Regions from separate parts of the Homo sapiens genome. Here region 2 is linked to region 1. A link is a contact called in ENCODE Hi-C or POLR2A ChIA-PET data. All regions are on one chromosome and are shown on one strand. Each heading gives the region's core, a stretch centred on a gene start or an enhancer-like site at or near the end of the contact. The rest is flanking DNA. Distances are from core to core; before and after follow the strand shown.

Evidence for each region. A loop is a pair of places that touch in the nucleus more often than their neighbours do. ChIA-PET counts read pairs that join two places held with the same protein, here RNA polymerase II (POLR2A). Pooled maps may share reads with other maps.
Region 2: a loop to region 1 is called in a map of endothelial cell of hepatic sinusoid, with 2.8 times the contacts of the local background. The contact joins two enhancer-like sites. A Hi-C loop is called at or near these places in 4 of 168 maps with a recorded cell type or tissue (PC-3, aorta, ascending aorta and 1 more) and 3 of 50 pooled maps. POLR2A ChIA-PET finds 5 or more read pairs at or near these places in 2 of 52 experiments (K562 and MCF 10A).

Annotation. Positions count from the first base shown.
Region 1 is chr2:66,549,217-66,556,783 of GRCh38, forward strand. All of the region lies in intron 9 of MEIS1 (Meis homeobox 1), which reads left to right. It overlaps LOC124900511 (a long non-coding RNA gene), which reads left to right. Exons shown (of 2, transcript XR_007086610.1): 1 at 1-6,155; 2 at 6,455-7,567. Among named protein-coding and RNA genes, the nearest start is that of LINC01798, 21 kb to the right of the region's middle. RefSeq lists enhancers at 1-770, 5,392-7,210. Within about 2 kb of position 6,100, at least 7 of the 41 ENCODE cell types and tissues checked have a DNase peak (open chromatin) inside an H3K27ac peak, as active enhancers do.
Region 2 is chr2:66,477,448-66,484,922 of GRCh38, forward strand. All of the region lies in intron 7 of MEIS1 (Meis homeobox 1), which reads left to right. Among named protein-coding and RNA genes, the nearest start is that of MEIS1-AS2, 41 kb to the left of the region's middle. Within about 2 kb of position 3,829, at least 6 of the 41 ENCODE cell types and tissues checked have a DNase peak (open chromatin) inside an H3K27ac peak, as active enhancers do.

The sequences.
Region 1 (7,567 bases), core at 4,850-7,349:
AAAGTGCACTATCTGCAAGACACAGACAGACTCACATAAGAATTGCTTGTAAGGGTTATCAATTTCTATGACCTTACTGCTGCCTTGAGAGATCAATTTTTGCAGCCCTTTTCATCAGTGGATGGTAAACCAAGCAAAGGCATACTACATCTAAATGTGTTACTACGAGTTGTGTGGCTGCTGAGGTTTTTTGTTTGCCTATTTCTACCTGCTACTGTGTCTTAATTTTCAAGGCTGTTAATACTACATATTGGAAATTTCAAATATGTAATAATTTCATATTTGAAATATGAAATTTCAAATATGTAATATTTGAAATATAATATCCTGGATGATATTATAGGGGAGACCATCAATTTTGCGTGCACATCTAGATTCATATATCTGTATTTTAAAACTTAAAGCTGATGTTGAGACAGTTTTAATACAATGGAGGCTGCACAAATGTCCGCATTTCCCTGGGAAGTGTTCCTGTTTGCGGGCAAAGGAGTGGCAGGACAAGCTCTCTAGTTAAGAAACGAAAAGCGCTGTCATTCAGGGGATCTATCCTGTGAGCCATCTCTCTTCCTCTGCAGGGTTGCTAGCAAACTCCACTCATAAACACAGTTACCAGAGAACAAATCCCAATACAAGTTGCTTACTATGGGTGGACGGCCTTATTATGGGATATTTCCTGTGAATGCAGGAAGAGGAAGGCATTCTTGTGACTTCAAGCAATATATATATACACACAGTTTTCTAAATTCTATGCACAGTCTCTGCCGGAGAGCAATCTTCCTAATCAGTCCATGATCACAATTCGACTTTCTCAGTTTTGTAACCAGAAGGGAGAGAAAGGATGTTTAAAAAGTTTTAATTCACACTCTAAAATAATTTTAAAGTATATGCAGACTTTACCCTAAACTTCACACTGCTATTCAATTCTGCACGGGTAAATAACTTAAAAATAGCTTTTAATTAGTTATTTGGGACAGAAACACAATTCTGTGCTTAACTGCCACTTTGTGCAGTGTGTGGTTTCTCTCTACTTGTATATATATGGAGTTAGAAGTGGCTTTTGCTTGCACCACAGTGCTTTGCATTTGGCAATTGTTTCAACATTTAACAATGTTGTTTGCTGTAGAAAATGTCCCTCAAGTAACTAAAAGTTGTAAGAGAGATTGTTTTTCTTTAGTTTGACAAATAATGACAATACCATGTTTGATTTGAATTTTTAATGGTTTATTAATTTTTATAGAAACCTCTTCCTGTTTTGTTTTGTTTTGTTTTGTTTTGTTTTGTTTTGTTTTGTTTTGTTTTGATACCGAGTCCTGCTCTGTTGTCCGGGCTGGAGTGCAGTGGTGTGAACATGGCTCACTGCAACCTCCAACTCCTAGCTCAAGTAATCCTCCTGACTCAGCCTCCCCAGTAGTTGGGAATACAGGCATATGCCACCATGCCCAGTTAATTTTTTTTTCTTTTGTTGAGGCAGGGGTTTTGCTATGTTGCCCAGGCTGGTCTCTAACTCCAGGGCTCAAGAGATCCACCCACTTCAGCCTCCCAAAGTGCTGGGATTACAGGCGTGAGCTACTGCACCCACTTATAAACATTTTTTATAAAAAATGTTTTTCATCTTAGCTATACTGAGCATCGGTACAAGTTATTTTCTACTAAAAATAATAATTTTGAAAATGTCATCATTAGTATTTCTGTGTTTCCCTTTCATTTATTTATCCACAACTTTTAAACATCTGTGTCTTCCTTCTTGGATTTCTTAAAACTTGTTAATACACATGTACATTTTTGTATGAACTATGAGTCACTGTTGAAATGCAATTCAATAAAATGCTGAAGGACAGGTTGAGTGTAGATCAGTCATAATTATTAGCAGTAACATAATGTATCAAAATATATAATATGTAAGTGAAAAATATAAACTCATGTCTAGTTGTTAGAGTGTCATAGAAATCCTGGCTGATGCAGTTTTAAGTTAGGCTTTGACTGAAAAATAGACAAGAAGTTTGCTACATTTTAATGGTTCTTTCACTTCATCACTGAACTAATTTTACATTTCTCGAATTGACAGTGATATATACTACCTGCCTCAGGTGGCTAAGGCTAAAGTACATGGGATTTGAGGGGAGAAAGGCAAAAGAGGAGAGAACTTAAAAGTAAAACAATAAGACTGATTTGATTAATTAAGAGAAAATCTGGAAAAAAGAAAATCTCGTTATAACTCTTATTTTGGTCCAATTGTCAGAATAAAAATGGAGAGAAAGAATCTTAAAATGGTTGGCATCAGTACTTACAGCATGTGGGCCCTAGGATGGAATGTGAAATTTATTAGATGTGACATTGTGGGCCAAGTCTATGCCAATAAATTTTTTGAGAATTGAGGCAATTATGTAAATAATTTGAGTAAAATATTTTTAAATAAATTATCTAAGTATTTGATGTGACTGCATATTTTTAAAAAATCAACCTCCATAACTAGTTGTCTAAATATTTCAATCTAGTATGTTGTGGTTGACTTAGATTTAAAAGTGTAATCATTTTCGAAACATAATATGCACCAGAGATTTATGTATTCTTCCTTCTTTGGTCCCTTGCTCCCAATTATAATTTTATCCAAAAATGATAAATAATAGCATCAGGGGCTTTTGTCTCTTTGCTTTTTTACTGTTGTTGTGGTTTTAACAAATACTTATGTTATATCAGCAGTGCAAACATTACCAATATGCAAATGTTTTAGTAATTTAAGTAGAAACATCTTAAATTTTGAGATTAGATGGTTGTTTAGACCTTTAAGTATTTAAGTAGAACTTTATGGAAGACACACACACACACACACACACACACACAATCAATACTTGGTTGTTTTTTCTCCTGAATAGACCAACTTAATTTTTTTATATTGAAAATGTGAGTGTAGAATGGTCAGATAAAAATTCCCTTATACATGATCACACCAGTGTTGCGGACCTGGGAATTCCCTGTGATGAAAACTTATCTCTTGTACTTGTGTCGTACTTACTGGATGCCTCAGTTGCCTCCTGCCTCAGCAGAGTTTTGGCCTAGGGTGTACTGAATACATTTTACAGTTTCTTTGTTTACTACTCCTCATCCAAACACTTTCCTATTAAGTTCTGATATTAAATGATTATCCCTTTATGCTCTGAGAAGGCAATATGGGTTTTAGGTGCAAAATATATAGTGTATGTGAAATACAGTATTTATATATAGAGAAAAATTATTCTCCATCAAGAGAGCATATAAAATTCCAGGTTCCATCCTAGCAGCCAAGATGACACTGTTCAGAACTATGGTACTCTACATTTCTTAGATTTAGTGCTCATACCAGATTTTCCTAGTTATTTCATTTATTGCTTTCAAAGCTGCAAAGCATTCAGGCATCACTTCCCATTTATTATGAGTGGGAAAAAAGTATGTTATCCTTGGAGATTTATGCCACTGGCAAGTAAAAATGTAAACTTATTTTTTAAAAATAAGATCTCCTTTATTATAATAAACAGATTCAGCTGTTAAAGGTCAAGTTTCTTTCTGAGTTATGGTAATAATATAGCAAATACTTTTACAAATAATCAAAGATTCTATAAATATAGGTACCTGTTTAGATGTAAATGTTAAAACATTCACAAATTATCCTTTCAACTTCTGTGATCTAAAAATCAATAGGGGTCATAGGGTTTCATAGAATTGTTCTGCTTTTTCTTCCAACATAATTTAATAATACATTTTACAGATGTTGTTTGAATATTAGACACAGATTGTTTTGTCAATAAAGTTAAACAGAGGTATGACACAAAAGCAAGGAAAACAGATGTAAAAAAAAGAAAAAAACAGTACACGATGCAAGAAGCTCTGGGTCACTTGTTTGCTATTCAACTACAAAATTAAAGTGTGGGCTGTATGGTGATTTTCCTTGCCTAGGAATCACCTAGGGATGGAACAGCTTCACACATAGAAAGTAATTGTATTAAGCAGGTGGTTTAACTTTTTCCCTTGAGAATTGAAGTGTAACCTACATTTAAAGTAGACTTCCTAATTGATCAATGGAGTAACAGGTGCGGTATATTAAAAAGAAAAAGGAGAAATATAAATGGAAGAACTCCCCAGAATATTTCAGAATGGGTTGTTGTTCTTCAAGCCTCGGTTAATTGCTATGCTTTTCACCTTGAGTGTCAATTCTAATAATATTACCTTTACAGACGCTTACTCTGGGCTTAGATTATAGCAATCAGTAATACTCACTAGATAAAATACTGTCTAGTTGCTCATAAGAAAATATTGAAATCAGTCAAAAAATGTTTAGCTTGCATATTGCCTGAGACAGAGCTGGCGGGGCGCCAGACAGGCAGGGTATTATTAGGAAAGCTGAGCAAATAGCTCGCAGGGAAAAGAGCTGTGAATTTAGAAACCTTCAGGTATTGTCATGTCAGAGAGTCTTAAGAGTTCAACAGAGACACTGCTTTTTTTTTCCTTCAGATTTAAAAAATTTCCAACAAACAATCTTCTTTGAAAATGACTCTGCAGTCTGTTAAATATACTTTGTTGTAAGTTTTACACCATAAGTTTACTCAGAGCTTTTCCCCACTGCATAAAATCACATCGTTAATACTGTTAAAGACGAAAGCTCCTTATGAAAGAGTACACTTTGAAACACTGTGCTGGCTGGAAAAACCCTGCCCCTTCCACCATGGGGCCCTAAGTCTAGGTGAGAAAAGAAATGAAGGTCTAGGATGTAGGAAGGGTGGATTTGAAAGTCCAAATATGGTTTTGTGTAACCACTGTTTCTCCTCCAGCCAGCATTCAAAGGCAGTTGCTGAGCTTCTCAGGAGGACAAGACACTAGCTGGAAGCTGCAATCCAGCTGGTACAACCTGAGGAATTATGTCGGGACCCTGTAGGGTTGGGGTTCAAGTGAGGCTCAGAGTTGAGTGAGTTGGGAGACTGATTTACCCAGCAGGGACCCAATGTTTCTGAATATCCATGATTCATTTCAAGGCAATGAAACCAGTGACAACGGAGGTTGACTTTGAACATGGTATGCAGGTCAGCACAACTTGTTGCAAATCCTAATTAAGCCAGTCTTCTTGTTTTCAGTGTGTCTGTAAGTATCTGGTCAGAGAAATGCAAACAACAGGCTGTGGGTCATGCAACCCGATGGGGCAGGACTTGACTCCCATTTCCCTGGAGAGGGCATAGGGATGAGGGGCTGAGAGGTGTCACGGTCAAGGGGGAAGAGCTTGGCTACGCCTCATCCATAGGTGGCTAAGGTGTAAGCCTCATGACAATTTAAAATTTACACAGGGCAAGTATGGGAAGGGGAAATGCAGGGACAGGTCGCTGCAATCAAAACATTTCATCCCTCATCCCTACTCCTTGGATTTGGGCGACAGTGTCCTCTGGTTTAAAATGGACAAGTAGGACGAATTAGTCAGGACTCAAAGGACTCTTTTAGCTGTAATATTCTAGACTGTGTAATAATGTGAATCAAAGAGAAGTAAAGTGTGCGCTCTGAAACTCTCATTCCAGCTTTATCCTAGGAGTGGGGAAGGAAAAAAAATACTTTGATAAGGAGACAAACAGAGAAATTAATTAAAAAGTTGTAGTTGTAACTTTCCTCATCTTACATAAGCAAATCAAACACTGTAAAATAAAAACTAGATGAAATTAAACATTATCACAAGACATGAAAAAGATGTGTGCTGTCATTTTAGGATTCATAATAAAGATAAATCAGTTGTTTTTAGCAGTGTGCTATGAGTCTATGAAGGGCATGACAGATAATAGGCTCGAAATTTCTGAAGTTATTGTACAGCAAAATTTGTTTTTTCCTCAGGCATTCAATCTTTTTCTCCAGTAATTTTGAACATGACAAACTTTTTAGTGGATGCATTAATAATCTATAAGTAATGGGTTGTCAGGTGTCAGTTAGATAAGATTAAAAGACTGTTTAAGCATTATCCATTTGCTTCTTTGCATGAGTTTTATAGGTCAGCAGAAATAACTTTTTGAATTGTGGTTGTGTGTACGTGTTCTCTCTCTCTCTCTCTCTCTCTCTCGTCTCTCTCCACCCCCCAAACCCCCCTCCCTCTTTCATTTGGCTCCACTCCAAGCATACGTGGAAGAACCGTATTACATTCCATAAATCCTGTATGTAAGAGCAGATTTGAAACTCACTATGTGAATCAAGGGGACAAATGTCTCAGCTGTCTTCTGTAAATGTATTTTAGTTTTTAAAATGTTACTCTTCATCTTCTCAAAGGAAGCTCTGTAAGGGGAAACAAACTCGGCTAAGAGGGGCATTGAAGCTTTAGACATTAGTAGTTTCCTAGCAAGTCAGGTTTAGGTCTATTCTTGTCAAATATGTCTTAAGTGTGTTTACATATAGTTTGCCTTTCTGGTATTTTCTGCTTGCACAGACCTGATCTCCACCTATTTTGTGTCAACAGTTGCTGAGGCTGGTGTTGGGTGATTAACCGTTAAGCACGGAAGCGCAGTACCCAGAGAGACCCTCTCTCTCCTCTCACTTACATCATCATCTGGCTTCAGGCTGTGCCTACAGAAAACAAACAGCATTTTTGAGTGGTTAAAAAGTCAGCCTGAAATATTAAAAAATGGGGCAAATGTTGCCTCCTGGTTGAATAGAACAGTTTTCTTGAAAAATGGAGTGGAGCCAGGGGCTCGGGGGAAGGAAGTGTTTCCGAGGGCAAACGTTGGTCTTAGATCCGGTCTGCATTGCTCCAGTGTGTGCACGCCGAGGAGCTTTCTGTAGACGCTGAGGGTTATGTTCTGCTTCGTTTTTGATTTTCAAGGGGAAAGAGGACATACAAAACAAAAACAAAAAAAAACCTACAACAACATGGATGCCTGTAACTTTGGCAAATATAAGGCTGTCCTGTTCAATGCCCTCATAAATCATTAATATTTTCCTGTCTATTTTATTTTCATTCTTACAACGCTCTTAGCCTGACCCCTTAATATGGAAAATAATTAACTCTTTCATGCTCCTGATGCCTGAACAATAACAAATAAACAAAAGAATATTAATCTGTTCCGACATATTTGAGAGGTTTCTTTTCCTTTTTACCCTCTTAACTAACCAGTGCCTCACAAGATTAGATCCTATGGTTGAAGAAGGGGAAAAGTATTTCCTTTTTCAAACACATTAACTCCTCCAGGTCTGGGGGAGATGATTGGAGCTACATGTAACTTAGCTCAAAAATAAATGTCCTGCCTTTGGTGAGATCTGGCTTAATATTGATAAAGTCACTTTTTTTTTTTTTTCAAAAACAATATGTTGCCTACGGATGGAAGTTAATGCACCATATAATTATACACACATACACACGTGCATGTAAGTTTTCAGTATTTTTACTCTAGGATGCTAACTAAATCAAATGCAAACCAGTAGTCTTGAGGTTTGTTGTCTGGTTGAAGGGTTTTGTTGGCCTATATCACTAGGACATCTGCAGTGGTTGACTTTGTTTGTTTGCTAGTTTGGGTCATAGTTCAGATGTACTTGGAAAGGGCCGGGGAGTGGGTAGGGGGATGTTTTAAAAGCT
Region 2 (7,475 bases), core at 2,579-5,078, 74 kb before region 1:
GGTCATTGATGGCTGTGGCTTTTCTCCTACACCCTTGCTGGGCAGAGGTGATGCTTTTCCCACCTGTTCCTGAGGATGGCTTGCAGAAATCCTGCTAATTCTCTCTGCTGCACTGCTTTCCCTCAAAGAAGGCTCCGGCTCCGTGGAGACCAGGGGCTGGGTGGAAAGGAAGAGGCCAGCCAAGCTGTCATGGGAATTTGGTGACTCATTTCATCAGTTTACTGCTCTGAAAATGAGGTGACTTCCCCCTTTGCTTGACAACTGATTGATGAACATTTCCTGAGTATTTGCAGAATAGATGTTTTGCCTCATGGGCCTTCATGTTTATGTGCTCCCAGTGGATTCTAATCCTGGTGTGCTTCAGCCTTTCCCACTTCTCAGCTGCTAATTTTTCTTTCTATGTAGAGTCTTCAGATTACCTGCCCAAGACTTAATAGAATGCAGGATTAGAAACAGTATACCGTTATGCCTGCTGATACAACTCTGGTTACGTTGACTTTTTGCCAGAATGTTAAAGAATGAAGGATACCTTTTTACACTGAAACAGTATTTATTTGGCTAAAAACACTGTCACCTGGTACTTAGTGTGTCTACATTGAAAGCTGTCTTTCAAAGTAGCGTACTTCATTTTGTGTGTCTAGAATTTCTTGTTTTGTTTTTAGTTTTTACTTTCTTCCCCAAGATGTGGGTTTATGTGTTTTTAGAAGAATTAGCTTTACTTTGTTTCCATTTTTCCTGATGCTCTTGATAGTGAAGGAATCAGCTTTGGAAAACATTAATTGCTCCACTAAATAATGGAATCTTAATACAAGTTACATAGCGAGAAGTGGAAGCATTGCTTTTAGGCCCCAAGAATAGACCTTAGGCTCATTTTCCATAACTGAAATGGAAGCAATAGGTTTGCATTATGTGGATCAGAGTCATCATCTTAGACACTAGCCATAGTCCGTAGATTTAATTTTCATATTTCAAATGGAGGCTGTAAGTTTAACATGTCTTACTTTGCAGCTGGAACAGATTCTATTTTTAATCCGTAAGTTGCATATGGCATGGAGCCATGTGCTGCCCAGATCCAAATGCATAACTCCTGTTGATATCAGTGAGCTTCATGATGAATTGGAAAGAACTATGTGGTCTTTGTTCCAAACATCTATCTGACTTTTTAGGATTAAACGTGCTAAACAAATTCTAGCACTTTTCAAGTTCAAATGGAGTGTTTTTGAATGTAGCAACCATGCTGGCTTAAAGGAATAATGCAACAATTCCAAATAGACACACGCACACATAACCGTAGAATTGGTTTTCAGGCAGAGAAAGGCAACTGGGCTCAGGAACCTGGCTGGCATAGTAAAGGACATGGTTGTATTGAGCTACACAAAATTGCCTTTAAATAGAAAAGATAAGAGGAGAAAGCCTTTTCTTTGGATGGTACTCTGCTCATCAGGGTACACATTATTGTTGGTGAGTAACTCTAGCAAGAGCCCTCTTGTACTTCCTCATTCTTATGACCGCAATGGTGGGAATTGTCTGGCAATATTCATTCAGAACTGACAGATGTTTGCATCTATAAATAAATGTACTCAAATCATAATTGTTATAACAAGATTGTTTGATTACCTGGCAATGGCCTTGTGCTGAGATAGCTTTTGGATCACCTGTTCTTTGGGAACATTTGACAGACCTCATGTTTATTACCCAATTGGATGTCAGTAGCAATTGCAGCTAAAGAAAAAACAAAAATGCAAGTACTTGTTGACCTTGACTTTTTTCCACAAGAGATTGGACTTGATGGCTCTATTGCAGTTGAGCTGATAAGGGCTATAAACAGTAGTTTAAAGAAAATGTTTTATTCCCAGAGGAAAACACCCTATTTGCTGTGGGAAATGGCAATAGACATATACGCCTTTTGCCAGATTTTCTTAATTTACCTTTATTTGGGCTGTGGGAAAAGGATATGCTGGAAAAGCTTTTTATGGCTTTAATGTACATTTGCATAGATTGTTATAATTTGTGAATGGTGTAGTTAGTATATTGAATACAATTTAAAAGAAGCCAATGATGTTTCTATGATTTATGATAATATGATTTTTTTGAAACTGTCATGTTAGTATAAGATTGTGTTTCAGAGATGAAGATCTTATAAAAATGCAATAGACTTATGGTGCCAAAATGCTCTTTTTGATTTTAATTAAAAACATAAAAGTGTCATTGGTTAATATGATCTCACTAGGAGCAAAGAAAGAAAATTGATCCAGTGAATATTTACATGGGACATTCCAGAAATGCACTGGGGGATAAGGCAATCAGCACTTTTCTTTAGGCACAAAGTCTTAAGCTCCAGATTTGAATCAAGAAGCCCCGGGCCATGAAGGATTCCCCATTTCTTGGTGAGACAGTAAGGCTCGGTAACCTGCCCTATTTGCTCTTTAAAAATCTCACTGCATTTTCCTTCAGAGGAGAGGTGCTTTGGCTCAATGCCACTGACTTCAACTTTTGCTCTTAAAATGTTGTTTTGATGCATAGTGTAGTGATGGCTGAATTGATTTCTGTGCATAAACGGTGGCCTAGATTCTTGCCCTGTGGAAATCCATGGAATTAAGAACTCTAGGTTCCTGGAGTGATAAGAGGTAAGCAAATGATTAGATATGCATGCAGGGAAAAAATTCAAATGCTCATAGAATAGAAATAAGGGTCTATATAATTTGCAAGTTTAATGTAAATGCAAGCCACTAATACAACCAATAATTTAATGCTAATATGTGAGGATAAGTAAATGTTATTCTAATTATTTCCTATTTGGTGTGTTCTCAAAGAGTTCTGAGCAAAAAATATACTGCATTGAAATATTTCCCTGGCTACTCAGGATGAAAATGTGGTCTACTAACAGCTGTGGCCATAATGAAACCTCTGGGATACTAGTGACTAAAATTTCTCTTTAGATAGAAGTTTGGGACAATTTGAGATGGCAGAATCTAAGCCAGAGTTTCTTTCAAGGAGATTTAGCACACTGGGATATTATGTGATTTATCCAATGAAGGTACAGGCTGAGATCTAGCTCAATATGCCCTTTTAAGTAGTCACTAGAATTATTTAATAATGCAGAATATATTTTTGGTAAAAAGATTTGATCTTTTTGTCTGTTTTTCAAAGTGCAAATTTCCTCCTGAAGATAGACAAGTCTTGGGTACGTTTTTGTGAGAACAGACCCTTTGAATGAAATTTTAAAACCATCAGAAAGTCATAACATGTATAATCAATAGGGAATTTCTTGCTGTCTAAGAAAACGATAGGAAAGAAGAGTTCCACTCTCTCCAGTCTTCTTTGCTAAGTCTCATTTCTCTACTTGTGCATTTCTTTGGAGAATAACTGCTTGCTGACTTCTACTTTCCTATGAAACTTTTGTGAAGAATGGTGGAAATCTTTGCAATGACAGATGCCATTGCAGATTATTATGATGTCCATTACTTGGAGAATGAAATTAGGAAGAGTTTATTTCTGACATGGCACATACCCTTCCCTGCAACAGAAAGACTGTAGCCTAGAATCTCTGTTAAAAAAAAAAACAAAAAAACAAAAAAACACATCCTCAGGATTTCTGGTGATTCTCTGGTTGATGTGGTAGAAATGAGCAGAGAGGCAAGTCTGCTGCCTCAGGCATCCTGATCCCCTGCAGCAGGAGGGCACCCAGGACATGTAAGCTCAGGTTCCTTTTGGCTGCATGAGCAGGGAAAGTGGAAGGCAGGGTATCCTACATTCTTCCTACTACTCACTGAAGGATGTGGCAAGGGCATGAATTGTTTGTGGTTGGCTCTCTATTCTGGTGCTAGGAAAGACTTCTGTGTTTATCTGCATCTTTCTAAGCCCCCATTGCTATGTAGCCAGCTCCCAGGCCACTTTGTGGGAAAGCTTTCTTTGTGATGGATGACGTGGCATTTCTTGTCACTTCCTCAAATTCCTTCCTGCTGCCTATCAGCATTGCTCTGGACTTATCTGGGTTGAGCTTCAGCCAGCTAAAGCTAATCCAGGTTCCTATTTCAGAGGAGCAAAATGACAGCAATGACGCTGCCATTCTTTTGGTTTGTGACCTAGGATGCTGGGGAGAAAGAGCAAAAAGAGGAGGGTTGCAAGAGTTGGGGCCTGTTGGCTTGATTTTTCAATCCTGGTACCTTGAGCATCTCTTTATTCTCATGAGTCTTGCCTCTCCATAAGGCTGACAGTATTATTTATTTTCATGTGCAGTTGGATGTAACTTTTCCAACTCTGACCTGAAGTGGCATTTACCTGAGATTGGTTTTATTCCATCTACTGAAGTTGGCGCTGACAATTTTGAGCCTCTTAAATGAAGTCTTATGAAATGGAGTTTAGAGGATCAGAGACTTGTGGCTCTTTAGGTCTGATATTTCTTTTTTTTTTTTTTTTTTTTTTTGAGACGGAGTCTTGCTCTGTTGCCAGGCCGGAGTGCGGTGGCGTGATCTCGGCTTACTGCAACCTCCGCCTTCCAGTTTCAAGTGATTCTCCTGCCTCAGCCTCCCGAGTAGCTGGGATTACAGGTGCACACCACCACACACCACACCCAGCTAATTTTTGTGTTTTTAGTAGAGACGGGGTTTCACCATGTTGGCCAGGATGGTCTCAATCTCTTGACCTTGTGATCTGCCTACGTCGGCCTCCCAAAGTGGTGGGATTGCAGGTGTGAGCCACCATGCCCAGTGATATTCCATTATTTAATAAATATATTTACTGAAAATCTACTATGTGCCAGGTACAATGCTAGGTGGGAAATTTTTCAAACAAATAACTCATTTTTCATGCATTCAGATTCTGAAATGTGCCCACCCTCGTTCATTTGTGAGCCTCACACCACCACCCTTATGGTGGAGCAGAGATTGGTGTCTCTATTTCATAGGTGAGAATAACCTAAGGCCTGACAGGGTGTGAGTGAGAAAACAACAGGACCTAAGTCAGTCAGGTTTCTCAATTGCAACAATTTTCTTTTTTACCAGGTTAAGAAGTAACCTAGTAACTGATATCTTTTTGGTTCATTTATTTTTGAAATGTGTCTACCAGTTCTCTCTCTCTGTCTCTCGTTAGAAAGAGAGAATACAGAATGACATATGAGGAAGGATCTTTAGAAGAAAGTGATCAGGCACTGCTTAGCATTATATTTCTTGCATTCATTTATTCATTCACGGAGACCCTTCTGTATAGAGGGCATTGTGCTAAGCTCTGGGATGACAGAAATGAGTAAGACCAATCCCTGTCCTCAAGGAATTGGTAGTCCAGTGTTTGTTTCTCCCTTTACCCCTGAATTGAGAACTGTCTGGAACACACATATTTCCCAATGTTGCTCTCTTTAGGAGTTACCTGCTGTCTCATTCAATATTCCTGATGCCATCTAGTGATATTCAGGCATGAGGGGGCTTCAGTGTAGGATCAGAATGGAAGCAACCCAATATTGGTCTCTACTCATGGAGAACAGGCTTTTAATAAATCAGATTTCTACGTGAGATGGTTTGACTTTTTTGGACACAGGAACAGCCTAAACTCACCCATAAAATGGAAGTAGTATTAGTACCTACTTATAGGACTGCTGAGAACATTAAACAAGTTAATATATAGAATTTTGAACCATACCTGGCAATGGTAAGCATTATGTATGTGTTAGCTGCTGTCATTACCACATCATCATTATCAGCTGATTAATTTTTCTCTGTGGAAAAAGAGATTCTGCTTAGGACTGGTGTCCATTTCTAAGGGGAGTTATGCTTATTTTTTTTTTTTTGTCTTTTTTTTTTTTGTCTTTTTGTGGAGAACGGGGTCTCGCTATATTGCCCAGGCAGGTCTCGAACTCCTGAGCTCAAGCTATCCTCCTGCCTCTTGCCTCCCTGAGAGCTGGGATTACAGGCGTGAGCCACCGCGCCCGGCTGGACTGGTGTCCATTTCTAAATGTGAGTGATGCCTTCCAAGAAATTGAGAATCTAGTATTATTCCCAAATATATATTTATTTTACAACGAAGACTGTTTGGCTGCCCTTTTGTGTCAGGACAGAGGGCATTGTAAACTTGGTGGGCCATCAAGATTTTCACTCTTATAGGACTCCCTTCCACTGTCCATCACTCTGAAATGTTCCACAGGTCTGCTACTTTTACCTGAGGAGGCAGTGATGAGGAAGTGAATGGTTGAGAAGGGACGCAGACTGATAAAATTCTTACCACAAGGCCTTGGGTCTACTGGATTCCTTTTAAACAACTGCTTATGTTCCTTCTATACCACACATTAAAGTGTCTGTGAGAAAATGAAGTTTGTGGTGTCAGTTAAGATTACAGGTTGAATGGCATACCTCTTCTTGATGGTCAGATTGGGTTAAGGTTGAGTGTCCTTGGGGGTCCTAGGTGGAATTTCCTCACAGGAGCCAAGTTAGGATGGGGAATATATTTGGCCACTAACAAAGTTTCTTCTTGTGTCTCTGGTCTCATCTGGTCACAATAACCTTTGGTTTTTGATGAAGCTATTGGGTAGTCTGGCCTTTGAATTTCAGTACATCAATGTTACTGGTAAATCTTAAGATATGGAAAGATAATCCTTAGCATTATGGATAAACTTTACCAAGTATTCCAGATATCTTGAGAACTAGGTTTGTGACAATTGCAGTTGGTAAAATAAGGTTTAAAATACCTCTTGCCTATTAATTGCGACTAGAAAAGTTTGATTCTGGTAAGTTATGGGGAAGCAAAACTAGATTTATAGGGAGGGTTTTATTTGTTTATAAGAAATCAACTTTACCACTTTTTTCATCTACCAAATGACTCGAAGGTGCTGACTACCCGCTCACCCTCTCTGCCTCATCTGGTTATGTCTTTTTCTCTTTTTTATGTGTACAGTGTTGTAGCATAGTTATGATGAGAGCACAGAGAGCCCATTTCCTATTTTGACTATCTTCCTTTATTTTTCTATTCATTCTCTCATGACATAGCAAAGTGCTTAAATTTTTTATATTAGCTGCAAGCCCATTTATCCCTTCTCAAGGGATTATAGGTGGTTTTCTAACAATCAAACATGATCCCATTCCTTTTTTACAAAAGGAATTTTCTTTCTTTCTTTCTTTCTTTTATTTATTTATTTTTTTTGAGATGGAGTTTCACTTTTGTGGCCCAGGCTGGAGTGCAATGGCACAATTTTGGCTCACTGCAACCTCTCCCTCCTGGGTTCAAGCAATTCTCCTGCCTCAGCCTCCCAAATAGCTGGGATTATAGGAATGCACCACCACACCTGGCTAATTTTTTTTATTTTTGGTAGAGACAAGATTTTGCCATGTTGGTTAGGCTGGTCTCGAACTCCTGACCTCTGGTGATCCACCAGCCTTGGCCTGCCAAAGTGCTGGGATTACAGGCATGAGCCACTGCGCCTGGCCAAAAAGGGAATTTCTAATACTTGTGGTGATGACTCTGTTCTGTTGGGGCACCATACAGTGAAA